Linked DNA regions of Homo sapiens: region 1 is linked to region 2. A link is a loop called in an ENCODE intact Hi-C map of the cell type or tissue named here. Cell type or tissue: PC-3. All regions are shown on one strand. Each heading gives the region's core, and the rest is flanking DNA. Links, peaks and the distances in the headings are about the cores only. Region 1 has its middle 160 kb from the start of LINC01773. Region 2 has its middle 240 kb from the start of LINC01773.

What was found. Hi-C counts contacts between places; a loop is a spot of excess contacts. Peaks named below come from ENCODE experiments on the same cell type or tissue, not always from the same donor. Only the 100,000 strongest peaks of a DNase experiment are listed, where the experiment ranks them.
Region 1: a loop joins it to region 2, with 7 times the contacts of the local background. A loop is called at or near these places in 1 of 110 quality-filtered maps.

The regions. Positions count from the first base shown.
Region 1 is chr1:88,065,712-88,071,102 of GRCh38, forward strand. No RefSeq gene overlaps it. Among named protein-coding and RNA genes, the nearest start is that of LINC01773, 160 kb to the left of the region's middle. RefSeq lists an enhancer at 4,325-5,391. In PC-3, for the core only: no CTCF peak of the experiment used is centred there; a DNase peak (open chromatin) is centred at 3,010; H3K27ac peaks cover 1,300 bases.
Region 2 is chr1:88,143,604-88,148,994 of GRCh38, forward strand. No RefSeq gene overlaps it. Among named protein-coding and RNA genes, the nearest start is that of LINC01773, 240 kb to the left of the region's middle. In PC-3, for the core only: no CTCF peak of the experiment used is centred there; a DNase peak (open chromatin) is centred at 2,368; H3K27ac peaks cover 1,524 bases.

The DNA.
Region 1 (5,391 bases), core at 82-5,081, 78 kb before region 2:
ACCAAAAATCTGATAGCAAATTCTTACTTATCTACAATTGTCTAGAGTGAAAACAAGCAACTTGGCAGTTCAAATTGTACCTCCAGCAACAAATCCCCCACTATTCCACTTTAGGGCATGCAATGCTACTCCCCTAATGTTGTTTCCCCCTCGTGGCACATAGTCTCAATCTATTGATTGGATTGAAGACGGTAAGAAAAACAATAATGATAATCTCTCTGCATACTCTACATGAGGGTATCTGCTCTGAAAACTTTATTCATCTCGTCTACATTAACATCAGTTAAGACTGGCTTTTGTCCCATTCTTAAAAGATACTTGGTTTCTGTCAAAATTGGAAATAACCTCAGTAAATTTTAGATTTAACTTTTGTCAGCATGCCATTGTTCTTTAGATATTTTCCCTCCAGGGCCTGGCAAAAATATTAAATTATTTCCAAGAAAAAATTATGATAACTTGAAGAATAAAAATGTTTTACTTTTCCTACAAGGTTTTTAATAATTTTCTGGAATGCTATAATTACTTTCTTCTAAATAGTAAGTGAAAGAATTTGCTAAAAATATCTCAGACCACTTTTTAGTTTTGCTTATTGTTCTGGAAACTTTGTTTCCTGAAACCATTTCAGAACCTATGGGATCCAAATAATTTATTAATGTGCACCAATTTTCATTATACTCTATGTAACTTGCAAAAAGCAAGATTTTCCACCTGTTACACTCAATTGTGTTGATCAACAAAAGGGCATATCTCCCCCATTCCATCTTGACAGAGATGGTTTCTTTCTTTCCAGTTCCAACCAAAGAGAGCAGTTTCAAACAGCCTGTGAAATCCAAGTAGATTTCTACCATACAGAAGTCTATTTCCTGATGGATTCTCTACCCTTTTTCCTGAATGATGGACAAAGAGTGATACGTGTTATGGATGGAAGATAGTGGCCAGCTCAGGATTGAGTGTCTTCAGAAATTATGTCCAAATGAATCATGGACTGAACCCATTTTGTTATACTAAAATTTCCTTTGTGCACTAGAGGTCATAAAAATGTTTCACTGCCAAATCTAGACCACTTTATCCTCCAATGAAATTATGATTTCTAAAGCACAAAATCTAAGAAAAACTCACATTGGGTAGCAAGCAAGGCCAGCCAGTTCATCAATAGCCAGGCATAAAAGTCTACATGTTTCATTTTGCCAATAAGCTTGTCTGCTTCATCTGGTGCCAACAACTCAATCCTCTGAACATCACATATTGAATAAAGGAACCTTTTCAAATCTACGGAATACTTCAGTTCTCATCTTTCTAATGTATCATCTGATACAAGGGTTCATTCTATCCTTCTAGAGTTAATAAATGATTACTGTACCAAGTCTGATATTCTGGAGGTGCTGAAGTAAAAACTGCCCCAAACGTCCCCTCAGGACAGTGGTTATTTTTTAAAACAAATTTACTGTGTATCCTGGAGTTTCTAGAAGTTCACTTATGCAGAAAACTGAATACAACATTCACCACTGAGGTTTTAACTTTCCATTCTTTGTCAACAATTGTATAATAAAGAGAAAATAGAGCCGTAATTATGCAGGAGGAAAATAACTCAATTTAAATAATTGCGTCTGCGAAATTCAACTCTGTTGTCATAAAATTTTTGACTAAGAATCCTACAAAAGAATTCACTCTGCTTGGTTTATTACTCAATAGAAATCTATGATAATCTGATAACAGCCACATTCCATATTGGAAATTTGTATGTTTCCATAGGTCTAAATTTGCTGATGACCTATTTCAAGAGGGCAATCAACCTTTACCAAACTCACTGAGTTCATTTTTCCCTCCTTTGCACCAGATTGAGAGAATATTAACAGGCCCTAGCAGAATCTTTATGCTAAGAAGAAGGGAAGAACTTGCTTTTTTGCCCTGTGTACAAGAAGAGAAGGACTGAACAATGGTCTACAAGGGAAGCTTGGTGTCAGATGTAGCAGAGGAGCATATATACGTGAGACAATTGTACCACATACACGATAGCAGGCCTTATTCTTTTCTGATGTGCAGTTCTTTATCCAGAGGATGCGGGCATCTGTGGCACAGGCCAGTAACAAATCAAAGTGGAGCTACTGAGCTTACCCTGAGTGGGAGGCATCAAGATTGATAGTGTGATGTCTGTGAGTGAGAGGTGCTGAAGGCTGATGGGGTGGTGAAAGGAGCTGATATATTTAGATTACTTTACATGTTATTGTTCAATGCAAAGCCCTTCACGTGTGTTAGAGAGTAATAGTTTCTCTTCTTTTAATGATCTTTTAGTAGGAGAATGGACCAGATGACCTCTATAGGTGTCTCTCCACAGGGTAAGTCCAAGTTCTATATTCTTGGTAAAGGTTTGCCTCTCTAGGCCTTATATGTGAAACAACAGACTTGTTTGATGAGTTGTCTGCTCTCAGGGAGTTTACAATCTATTGCTGGGATAAGAATGCAAACAAGAAATTTCTCAAAAGCAATATATGTCACTATGAAAAAAGAACAAAATATATTACAAGGAGATGTTTGTCACTTTGGTTTATTACTGTATTCCTAGTATCTCAGATAGTACCAATCACACTGTAGTTGTCCTATAAATATATTTGAATGGATGAATGAATGAGTGATTTCACACAAAATGTATTTAAGTCAAGATTAGAAGTTCCCAAACTGAATAGGTTTGCTCTCAAAAGATTACATACTGTATGATTCAGTTCATATAACACTATTGAAATAACACAATTATAGAAATTGTGAATGGATTACTGATTGCCAGGATTAGGCAGGGAAGGTGACTGTGGCTATATGAGGGTATTACAAGAGAAGTAGGGAGATGACTATGGCTATATGAGGGTATTACAAGAGATCCTTGTGATGGAATTATTCTGTATCTTGATTGTGGTGGTAGTCACACAGATTTATACATGTGATAAAATTCCATAGAACTAAATAAACGCATACACAAATGCATGTAAAACTGGTGAAATCTGAGTAATGTTGATAGAGTGTGTCAACGTCAATATTTTCTTTGTGATTTTGTGCCATAGTTATATAAAATATTAAAACTGAATGACACTGGGTGAATAATATGGTTTGGCTGTGTCCCCAACCAAATCTCATCTTGAATTGTAGTTCACATAATCCCCACATGCCGTGGGAGGGACCCGGTGGGAGGTAACTGAATCATGGAGGCAGCTAACCTCATGTTATTCTCCTGATAGTGAATGAATTCTCACGAGATCTGATGGTTTTATAAGGGGCTTTTCCCCTTTTTGCTCAGCACTTCTCCTTGCTGCCACCATATGAAGAATGATGTGTTTGAAGCTTCCCCTTCCGCCACGATTATAAGTTTCCTGAGGCCTCCCCAGCCATGCTGAACTGCGAGTCAATTGAACCTCTTTCCTTTATAAATTACCCAGTCTTGGGTATGTCTTTATTAGCAGTGGGAGAACAGACTAATACAGTGAAGGATATACAAGCTCTCTCTGCATTATTTCTTATAATTGTAGATGAATCTACAATTATTTCAAAATAAAAGTTTAGACACAATATCTGAATTGGTTTACTGGAGAAGGGTTCATGGAGAAGTGGGAATGAACTTGGCTTTGAAAAAATGGCAGGATTTGGATAGGAAGCGAGAAGAGTGCTTGGATGGTGTGGTGAATGGGCTAGAGAGTAGGCTATAAGAATCTCAAAGGAACAGTCATCCATGTGAATATGGAAGAAGCTGGCAGCATGGTTAATTTGGTGGCATGGTTTTTAGTAGCAAAAGTAGGAATTTTGAAGTTCAATCTCCCTCACCCTGTTGGCCAGTTCCTACACTGTCCTCTGTATGATGGCAGCAAACTCTCTAATCTCCGAATGTAGGGTTCCTCACTTGCATCACAGAGGGCATGATACTTTCTTGACAGTGATAGGAATATTAAACAAGCCAATGCATGTCAAGGGTCCAGCTCGGATTTTGGCTCACGATAGATATTTAGCAAATACAGATTCCTTTCTCCTGCCCTTAGACAAAGTCCTACAGGTAAAGCTAGGGTTCTTAGGTCAATCTCGAGGCAGGTTATCACACATTCGTAGCACTGCTCAGTGCTGGGGAAGCTGCATAATGGAGCAATGCCAGGAGGAGAAGCCTGTCACCCATTAGCCCTAAGCCACAGCAGAAGCCCAGTGTGGGCAGAGAATATGAGCGGGTGACGAGAAGTACCTTCAGTCTCTGGACTGGAAGGCACACCTGGCCTTGTGAGAGGAGAAAGACAAAGTTCTCAGAGCAGCCTGTCACAGCCAGAAGCTGTGACCACTGCTGCCTCTGCTTATGCTGCACAAGGCAAGGAAATAAAGCCAGGATGTCTTCTGGGCAGTGGCGGTGTGTCTATGCTGAGCCCAGGGCAGAGCTTCATTCCTTGTGCCCTGCACACGTCAGCCAGGATGGGAGCTGCTGGGAAAGCCAGCTGGCCGCATAAGGAGATTCCCCTTCAGCAACAGCAACAGCAGCAGCCGCAAGAACAAAACAGAAAACTTTTAAATAAAATGTTTGCTCACATACCAACAATTTTCTTAAATCTACATGGAAGATTAGTACCAATTTGGAGACAGATGAAAGATCTAAAATAATAACTTTCCAAGGAGTGTTTCTCCCTCATTTTCTCTAATTTCAAAATTCAAAATGATTACCATTTTAAAATCTTGGTTTGTGTGTGCGTGTGTATGTGTGTGTTTCCATGTGTATGTATGTGTGTGTTTTGTCTACAGTGAGTATTAGTACATTTTCTGCTATTTTCCTTCAAAGAAGAAAAACAGATTGGAGAGACGAAACTCTAAGCTGACAATATATAGTTTTGTAAATACAACATGTAACGATACAAGCATTTACCAACAGGCATTAGCTGTAACAATATGAATTCCATGGCTGAGCAGCATAAAACATATTTAGAGCCATTGCTCTACAGCATGCTACTGATGTCGTAGGATTGTGTTTATTGAGATGTACGGTGAAACCTAAGGAGCTGCTTGCACACAAGAAAGGAATCTAAATTGACTTCTCCAAATTTCTGCTGCTTTCAGGTAATAAAAATCTAACACTCTGGACTCTAAACAAAATCTTTGTCAAAATGAACAGTTAGTTTGAGATCTGGTCAGAAATGTCAGGCTAAGAAAATAAGTCAACATTTTTTGTGACGGTGGTAGTGGGTTTTTCTGTTGTGGTGGTGATTTTATTTTTGTATAGTTCCATTTGTTTTCTGTTTTTCACTGCTATTGATACATCAGGCATCCAGTCATGAAAAACAATGTCCATGTCACTAAAATGGCCTCCAGGCATTCAGTATATCTACATTGGGGTTAAACATCTCTGTGAAGATGTGACAGCACACCCTATAATAAAAG
Region 2 (5,391 bases), core at 71-5,070:
GATGTTTGGCAACATTACAAAACACAGGCATCTTGGAGTCTGGTTATTTTCTATTTTGTAAACCTTTAATACTGAGCTAAAATCTATAATAAATCTCAAACATAATCAATAAGGATATATTACATTCTGTTAAAAAATTTAGTGTAAATCTTTCAATCTTTACAAATTTTGACCTTATGGTGGTGTAGACAGATGAATTGTAAATTAGGTGTTTTTAAAACACATATATTTTTAATTAATGCATGATATAATACAACAATAAATACAACCAAGAATAAAATGCTAATTTATATTTTATATTTAGGTATAATCAAGTCAGGTTAAAACAGACACTTGATGTTTCCCACATTGATTCAGCGTTTATATCTCAGATGCAAAAGAATCCAATGAGTAATAATTTACATATATATACATTTTAAACAGTAAAAATAGATGGAATCATATATAGGCTTGCATAGAAGATAGTAGAACACTAGAAAGCAGTTCAATTGTGAAATATAAAATCTTAGGAAATTGATATGCTATTTAAGAAGTAAATTATAGCTCCGTATTTGAGAGTCTCTGTTAGTATACTCCATATGTCCTGTGTTCTTTTATCAGTAACCTTCATATTTTTCAAATTTCATAGGGACTTAAAAAATCCATTCTGGCTTGAAAGCTTTTTATCTCTTTTCTTTTACTGTTAGGGTAGCATCTGGAAGGGGGTTGATTGATCTAGCAGAGGTAGCCAGTGAGTCAGGCTCTGCTAGAGAAAGGGTCACTTGAGAGTCACTTGAGTTTTCACCTTTCTGTTGATGACCTGACTTTCCAGGTATGAACTGCTCTGATTGATACACTTACACAGCAATGTGGAAGAGTGATTATGAATACAGGTTCTGGCATTGAACTAACTGTGTGACCTTGGGCAAGTAATTTAACCTTTCTTTGCCTTGTTTGCTCATCTGTAAAACTGAAATTATACCATTGGGGTTAAAAGACATAATATCTGTAAAGACAAAATGGCGTAGTGCCTGCTACATAGTAACTCTCAAAAAATGTTAGCTATTTGTTATCTGTACACTCCTGAATCCCACTTCCTTCTTTATTCTAATATCATCTTGGGTTTCTTCCTGATTTTGAAAACCTAGATATGGGTTCTGTTGGCTAAATCTCTTTTATTTTATTTTTTTTTGCTTCATTAATTCTGATTTGATAAGGTTACATGATTGTCTCATTATTCCCTTTGCTTTGCCATTTGGCCACGGGCTCCTTGGCTCAAGATGTGGATGAATTCAGCCTCCACAGGAGCTCAGAACTGTCTTCCCCCATTTGATCCCATTGGCCATATTGTCTTCCAGTTGAAGTAACTCCAAATCCTATTATTTATCTTGGACTATCTTACATTCTTTCTCTTTCCATATAAAATATATCTTCAAGTTCAGACAGTTCTTCCTTTATTACACCTTTTGTATCCGTCACTTCCCTTCTGATCCCATTGCTACCACTCTATTCCAGGTTCACATTATTCCACAGGTATATTCTTTCCCTCTTCCTACTCCTCCTGCACACAGATGGTGTAATAATCTCTCCAAAATGCTGCTTTTCACTTGTTACTCTTTACCACTCCCACTACCTCCATCGAAAATCATTGCTTACTGGAGTACGGAAACACTTCACCTGACATTTAAGGTCAGCAATACCCCATCAATTTTATTTCTCATCACTACCCTACTTTCATTTCTTTATCAAATATTTACTTTATGTCAGCTTCCATAACAGGCATTGTAGATATAATGATAACAAATTAGCCACAGTCTCTGTCTTCAGGAAACTTACAGTCTAGCGAAGAGACTTTTTTTTAAAAAAGGCATCTTGATATCATGTGTAGTCCTTTTCCTGTGCTTAACGGACTTTCCCATCTCCATTGGTCCCAGACCTGTTTTCCTTCAAGTCCTCCTAAATGTTTTTTTTTTTTTTTTCCTTCTAGAAGCCTGTTTGAGAGCAGGACTGATGCTGAATTCAGAAAATGTAGCTGCTGATTGCATTCACTTTCATTCTCTAACTCATTTCACTGTCCTTCCCAAAATGACTGGAGAAGAGCACCAAGCATCTCTCTTCACCACTTTTATGATACTCCCTTAAATCTATCAACTTTCCAGAATATCATGGGAGAGAAGGGAAAAGGCACAATAAACAGCTTGATTTCTGAAGGCCCTTTCTGCTTGATTTCCTTGGACTTACTTCTGTTGATTTTAGGTCCTGAGAACATGGGTAAAAGCTCATTATCATTCTCTGACATTTAGCTCAAGTTTCCTTTATGAGTCAAAATAAACTAAAAGTTTAAACAGTTATTGGACCCTGGAACATTTACTGAACATTCTATTATACATAAGAACCTTGCTTGTTTTTATGGGAGAAACCTGAGACGAACAAGAGGGAGTTTCTCACCCCTGCCTCGCTCAAGCTCTACTCATCCTATGCTACTTGCTAATTCCTAAACATACACCCTCTTCATACTCCTGAGCCTTTGCTCATGACGCTTCCTTTTCCTGGAATGTTATTCCTTCTATTCTTTATCTAATAAAATCTTATTCTTAAATGTACAAATCAAAAGCTTCCTTCTCTATGAAGACGTCTGATCACTACCTTCCCAGAGAGGAATAACATTGCTCCCCTTTGTCTTCCCTAAACACTACCATGTCATGAGCACTTCCCTCATTGTGTTATAGTCGGTTGGTTCCCTTCATTTCCCCCTCAGAGATATTTAGGCTTTGTGAAATCATGTCTTATTTATCTTTGTGTTTTCAGGGCTTAACACGGTGCTTGCCACATAAGGAATGCTCAATATTTTTTGTTAGCTTAATTAGAGGAAAGAAAATTATACTCTTATTCCATATAAAATAGAGTAGTTTTAAGACAAATAGAATAAAATACTTAGGTATTCAGAAAATCTTGACTGACTCATAAGAGAAAATGTTTATAATCAGCAAAAAGAAAAAAACACCCATTTACTAAAGACCTACCATGTGTCAAGCCTGCATTAAGTGCTGGCTGTACTACTTAGTAGTCATGTGAATTTAATTTATGCCTCAGTTTTTTTAAATCTAAGAGGGAAATACTGTTGTGTGTGTGTTTCTATTTGTGTGTACATGTATATATCTACAACTACAGCATAGGTACATTAATAGGTACGTTAGAAGAATTAAATGAGATGAAGCATTTAAGGCACTAGTATATTATGAGAATTAAATGAGATGAAGCATTGCCAGACAGAAAGAGATTAAGAGTGACTTCATGATTCGAAATCTCTATAGCTAGCTGGGTAAAAGATAGGGTCAGTGACAAACTCAGAAGCTGGACACAGACCTGGTTTGGGGGATAATGATAGTTTGCTTTTGGACATATTGAGTTTCAGGTGACAGCAGCCTTAAAGTATATGCATCTGAGGGCAGCTGAAGACCCAGGACAAGGGCACAGGATAAATAACAAGTTAGAAGTACAGAAGATGTTCACTCATTCCTTCATTCATTTAACAAATATTTATTGAGTGCTTTCTCCATTCCATCCACTGTGCTAGATGCTGGTGAAAATCTGGCCTAAAATGTTGTACTCATGTAGCAAAGAATCTACTGAGAACTCACTAATCACATTAACAATGACAAACTGTGATAAGTGATATAAAGGAAAGGCTATCACTCTAAAAATCACACTTGAAACTGTCAGCGTGGTTAAGATAGTTAATACAAAGTGCAAAAAAAAGATGTGCAGAAGCTAAGCTTTAAGATATGGTTTGTATTTGAGCAATTGGAAAAGATGATGCAGTCCATAAGACCATGAACATGATAGAGGTGAGTAAGTCAGAGAGGTAGGAGACAGACCAGAGTACAGAAGTACTGTGGAAGCCACGGTGTAAGGTATTTTAAGAAAAGGGAGAATGTCCAACCGTCAAATGATGCAGAGAAGAAGAGTAAGTGAAGATACTGAAATTAACAATCAGGAAGGTACTGAGTATTTTGAAAGTACATTTTCAGAAAAACTATAGAGAAACAATCAACATCCAAGAGATTAAAAAAATGTTGATGGAAATGATGTGGAAGCTTAATGCTCAGATCAACTATTGGTAAAGAAGTCAGCAAAATTAGTAAAATAAATGAAGAATGAAAGTAGTAAGGGACTCTGAGGAGTAGATTTAAGAAACAGGATAGGAAACAAAAGTAGGGCTTATATTTTTGAGATTATCAATGAACCCTTCAAATATTTTATTTTAAAAACATCTATCATCCTAATGGCCCCTCCCCTATTTAAAGTTTTAAAACTTTTGATGTTTAATTTTTACCTGAGCAAATAGCCAAAGACCTCTAAATATGCTGGGTGCAGAATTTTTATTGTCTGCTGCTGTGAGTTTGGACAATATAGGAAATAAAAATGAAAGTTACACATGATATAGGTTCAGGGTTTTTCAATCCCATCGGCCTATAAAACGACTAATATTAAATGATACAACTTTAATATAAGAAAACAGCCACATCTTAATTGCCAGTAAGAAATGAAATTCAGCCACAATAGAACAAAGCATCGCGATAGATTAAACAGCCTCAGTTACCCTCAACTCCTTTGATCTACCCCATTAAATCAGTATTCATCATGTTAACAGTGACCACACAGACAAAAAGCATCAAAATTGGTGTGGTCAACTGAGTCAATACATCTGACCAGTTGTCAGGCAAGTCTACAAACAAGCAGCAAAGTGTGAGTGGTTAAAAGAGGAATTATTCCAAAATAAAATTTGTTAAGTGCTATATTATTTGGCTCAACCCCTGTATCTGACAAAATTTTAAAGGAAAAAAAGCAAAAGGAAGAAAGAAGAAGGAAGGAAGGAAGGAAGGAAGGAAGGAAGGAAGGAAGGAAGGAAGGAAGGAAGGAAGAGAGGGAGAGGGAGGGAGGGGAGGGGAGGGAGGAGGAAGGAAGAGAGGGAGGGAGGGTGGGTCGAGCAACCAAAACACACAAAAAAACCTTTCAAATGTTTTGCAGCCTCCCTCTCAGAGGTGGTATTGCCTGAGCTTAGCGCTTTTGTCAGTAGGAAAAGAAATTTGAGGAGCATTGGTCTCTCCAAGAATTGTTGGACCAGATAGTAGTTGCTATGTCCATTGGGCCACCTCAGAGGGAGGAGGCTTGTGACACAGATATTAACATAAAATTTCTACTTGATGTATCAATCCCCAGTCAAACACTAGAACAATAATTATTTTTAAATTGAAAAATAATTGACATTTTTTCTCCTGCATCATATGTGTCCAAGATTATTTGATTGAGATGTAAAAACTATTTCAGATTCCCAAATGATTCAAGTTTATCCATACACACAAATTGAAATGCAGAAAAAGGGGACTTAGCCAGATAAATCATCCTTGC